Linked DNA regions of Homo sapiens: region 1 is linked to region 2. Evidence: chromatin loops called from intact Hi-C (ENCODE). Cell type or tissue: ovary. All regions are shown on one strand.

Region 1 (2,500 bases), 81 kb after region 2:
CCTACGACCCAGAAATTTCACTCCTACGTATATACCTAAGAGACATGAAAGTATATAGCCACAAAAAGACGTACTCAAGAATGTTTATGGCAGCTTTATTTCCAAAAGTCCAAAATTGGAAATAACACAATGTACATCAAGAGAAAAATGAATCAGCAAGTTATGGAGTCATACCATGCACTGCTATATAGCGATAAGAAAGAGCAAATGATTGATACACACAGCTACATGGGTGATTGTCAAAAAGAGACATGAAAGAGTATTATTATAGGCTTCCATTTTTATGCAATTCAATACCAGGCAAAACTAATTTATGGTGATAAAAGTCATAATGATCTCTGTGTTGGGGCTGTTGATTAGGAGGGAACACAAGGGAACTTTCTAGGAGTGTGAAAATGTTTTATATCTTGTGTGGTAATCACAAGGGATATATACATTCATAAAAATTCACTGAGCTGTAAAATCAAGATTTGTACATTTTACTCTATCAATTACCTCAATGTAAACAATGCTAAAAATCTTTATTGTACGTATTATTCTATATTCTTGACTTCCTGTACTTCCAAAAAAATTTTGATAGGCCCAAAATATTCATGTTGGGGTTTTGCTTGAAGTTGCACTAAATATATAAATTAACCCGAGGATTGATAACATATTGGATCATCCTATTAGAAACATATACTATGTCTCCATTTATTCATTTTTATTTGAGTCTGTCTCTCATTGTTTTTTTTTCCTTAGCTAATCTAGAATTGGTATTGCAGACATTTTAATTATATATTTTTCCATTATACTTACCAATGTTGTTTTCATATAGAGGAAAATAATATTGTTATTTCTATTATTTTCCTTCTAGGATTTTGTGTTGTCATTTTTGCTTACATTCAAAATATCACTGAGAAATGGTAATACTATTACCTTGTTCTTGGCTAGAACTGTCAAAAAAACTACCTTTAAAAAGTAACGAAAACCAATGTTCCTGTCCTCTTTATGCGCTTGATAAACATGCCTTTAGCATTTACCATTACATATGATGTTAGTGTTATGAGACAGCACTGTTTGCTACCATATTAGTTTTCCTTGTTTTGTCATGTTTGGATATACAAATTTGCATCTCTAAGTATTAAAAAATACTTATAGAGCTTATACCTGTAATACCAGCATTTTGGGAGGCCAAGGTAGGTGGATCACTTGAGGCCAGGAGTTCGAGACTAGCCTGACCAACATGGCAAAACACCGTCTCTCCTAAATACTAAATACAAAAATTGGCTGGGCGTGGTGGCACTTGCCTGTAGTCCCAGCTACAGGCTGAGGCATGAGAATTGCTTGAGCCTGGGAGGCAGAGGTTGCAGTGAGCAGAGATTGTGCCACTGCACACCAGCCTGGGCAACAGCAACACTCTGTCTCAGAAAAAAAAAAAAGTATAGAAAATGCATCTCCAGAATTTATAAAAATGTTCAAATATTTTTTTCCTTTGATCTAGTGATGCCATGATACATTGTGCTAATAGTGTTTCTACTATTATTTCATATTCTTAAATATCATTTTTCTTTTAACATAGTTCTACATTTGATTTGTAAAATATTGAAGTAGTTTTTTGCCTTTATATAGTAAACACATAGTTTTATTCTTGTCTTTCATAAACATTTTAGGTAGTTTTTTTGCCAAGTCATTGGAACCATGGAATTTTTTTCCTATAGTAAGCATTTTAGCAAGTTTTGCCTCAGTGATCATAAATGTAGAGTTTTAATTTTGTCTGTTTTGTCAGATTTGGCTATCAGTGTTATGCTAGCATTGTATAATAAATTAGGAAACTTTCTTTCCTCTTGTAGACTCTGGAATATTTCATGTGCCATGGCAAATGCCAGTTATCAGAAGGTTTGAAGAAAACTCATAAAATTGACTCAGGTATCCATCTTGGAGAAAATTATTTTGCAATGTTTTGTTTTCACCCTATATATTTAACTTTATTGGCAGTTTCTCTGTTTTGTCTTAATTTCTGTTTCTATCTTTAATTTTTTTCTCTTGCTTTCCTTAGTTTAATTTGAATATTTTCTAACCCCTTGATGAGCGTTAGCTTATTTTCATTCTTCCTTATTTAATAAAAAATGCACCAACAGAATACATTCTGGATATTTAGTTTCCAGCATATAAGATCTGAGATCCAATATCCTCATCATTTTTCAATAATCTCAAATTTGAGTTTTTTCCTACTTAACTCAAGAAAAGAGGCATATTTGTTAGAAATCCTGTTTGGCTGCTATAAATGAGAGATCCTAAACAATAGCGGCTAAAATGAGGTATATGTATGTCCATGCAGACAGTCTAGGGCTGAGGGTGCTTGGTCTTTTTCTTCTTTGCTATACTCCTAGTTTCCACAATATGCAGTTTCCCACCACGATTTCAGATCACTCTTGTAGGTCCTAGCATCATAACCACATTCTATCCCACAGAAGAAGCATAAGGAGGAAGAAAAGGATTTGCAAAGTGTAAGTTGCAA
Region 2 (2,500 bases):
CAGCAAGTCAAGTCTGCAGTGAGCCATGATTGTGCCACTGCACTCTGGATGACAGAGTGAGACTCTGTCTCAAAAATTGATGATGAAGAAGAAAAAGGAGGAAGAGGAGGAGGAGGAGAAGGAGAAGGAGAAGAAGAAGAAGAAATCATTAGAAATCGCTTATGTCAATAACTTTGACAATTTAGCTGAAATAAATGAATTCCCAAAACTGATGCAAAAAAATGAAAATCTGAATAACTATTAAAGTTAAATTCCTAATTAAAAATCTGATGTAAGTCATTGTTTAGCCTTTATAGAGTCCAACATCTGTGACACATACATACATGTGTGTACATACACACATACATGATCATACATGTCATATATAATCCACTTCTGCATCTACAGAGATGGTATCAGGATTGCATATATCACCCTTCCACACCCCTATAAGGGTGCCCCTGAACACCAAGTCCCCAGAGGTTTCTCCAAAACCTCTCTCCAAAGCTGTCCATGACCACTTTAGCCCACGGGGGTGACTCCCTCGCTTATACTTTTTGCTCTCTCTCATCTTTTCAAATATGTGTGCCTTCTTTCCCAAAAGGTGTTGTCTATACTTAAGGGCAGGCATTTCTTGTTTAGAGCTCCCTCTGTAAGCTCTCATATAATCAACATTTAACAATACTTGTAGGTTGCATAGAAAAATAGAGAACATTGTCTTAATATTCAGCCACACAGAGTTAAAGGGCATGTTACTCCACACTCAGTGACGCTTCTGAGATTAGTTCTGAAAGATACAAAGGAATAATTGCCATTTTAATGTTTTGTTTTGTTTTTGTTTTTGTTTTTGTTTTTTTGGTAGAGACAGGATTTCACTATGTTGCCTGGGCTGGTTTTGAACTCCTGGGCTCAAGCAATCCTCCTATCTTCATCTCACGTAGTGCTGGGATTATAGGTGTAAGCCATTGTACCCAGCCTCATTTTAATATTTGATTAAACTCAAGAGTTTATTTATCGGGGACCTACTTCAGCAACAAGATTTACTAAGATAAGTGTGAGAGGTTCATCTCAAAATTAAAGCCCCTGATCCTGGCCTGTATTAATGGGAAGAACAAGAACATTGTGACCTCTCTGTGGGATTCTGCATTGCTGTTGCTGTATCTATGACAAAGAACCTCAAAAGGGGGACTTTCTAGGTCAGAGTTGAGGGTTAGTTCAGAGAGAAATTCAACCTTGGCCTTGGTTCTGATCTCCCCTGGCTTTTAGCCACAGGATGACCCCTTCCCTGTGTCTTTGATGGTCAGGGGGTGGAATATCCCCAGAGTCCCTATTTCACTTCCCTAAAGGGGAGGGAGTATTCTGGATTCTAGAAAATTAGAAACCAAAGAGCATTGTCTTCTGAGAAGTAGAGTTAGAGAAAGAGGAAGAGATGGTGAAGCCAGGAGGGGCCAGGAGAGTTTACACAGACTTGCTTCTGACTGTCCATGACTAAAAACTTTAGCAGTGACTCAGCATGGACCGGGAGGTGGGACTATTATAACTAGAGCAGGACACACTTATTGGAATCATGGCAAAAGGCCCTTTTCTCTGGCGTCTTAGCAAAAGGGATACAGTGAGATTTTCTAAAGTCAACAAAGTCAGATTCTTTGAATTTGTAAATCTTCCCTTGTCACTTCTCAGCATGAAGAAAATTGCTTATAGCTTTCAAGAATAGTACCATTATTCTTTCAATTAGCATTTTATGTACTACCCCCTGTCCATCTTCTCTCAATGAGACTCTCCTGAAAGCATGCTGTCTTTTTCAACCTGTTTCTGTGAAGAGGAGAGCATGAAATGTGTGGAATACTGTGCTGAGACCTTTATCACAAGAAAGAACCCAGAGGATTTAGACAGGCAAGGGAGTCAGGAAACTTGCATGTCATATCCTACAGGAGGCATAAAAATCATGAGGTAAGGCTTGCCTGGTTATATCATTTGCTGGAACAACTTTAGGAGAAGAGCAATGGGGTTCACTTACAGAACTTAGACAAGACCCATGTTAGCACAAACTGGGAAAAGATAAAGGTCAAATCAAATAGCCCTGGTATGAATTTATTATTAGGACTGCTTTTTTGAAAAACAAGATTCTGTTATATCACAGAGAGAAGCATGAAGTATCTATCCCTATGGAGTTAAACACGGAGTGAAATTCTAAAATCCTTCCGTCTAACAGCCCCTACATGCCATAAAACTGATGTGCTTCCTGCCAGTTGGGACGTTCCCAGCAACTGATAACCAAGAGCCATTTGAGAGCTCTGAGGAGTCCTTCCAGACGGCTTTGTTAGACAATGTCATTAAACTTCTTGTTTCCATGTGCACCAAAGTGTTTGTTTTAAACAGATTTCCTATGACCCCCACATGTGTTTAAATTTTCTGGACTTGATGTCTTATTTAGAAAGCCAGCTTAGCCCATGTCTGAGCAAAGTAATGTGATATGACAAGCTAACTGGGCATGAAGTTCATCCCAGGCATGCTTGGGACC

What was found. A loop is a pair of places that touch in the nucleus more often than their neighbours do. Peaks named below come from ENCODE experiments on the same cell type or tissue, not always from the same donor. Only the 100,000 strongest peaks of a DNase experiment are listed, where the experiment ranks them.
Region 1: a loop joins it to region 2, with 4 times the contacts of the local background. A loop is called at or near these places in 1 of 110 quality-filtered maps.

What each region holds. Positions count from the first base shown.
Region 1 is chr9:111,173,864-111,176,363 of GRCh38, forward strand. No RefSeq gene overlaps it. Among named protein-coding and RNA genes, the nearest start is that of MIR7702, 96 kb to the right of the region's middle. In ovary, no CTCF peak of the experiment used is centred here; no DNase peak of the experiment used is centred here.
Region 2 is chr9:111,093,324-111,095,823 of GRCh38, forward strand. No RefSeq gene overlaps it. Among named protein-coding and RNA genes, the nearest start is that of LPAR1, 56 kb to the left of the region's middle. In ovary, no CTCF peak of the experiment used is centred here; a DNase peak (open chromatin) is centred at 1,458.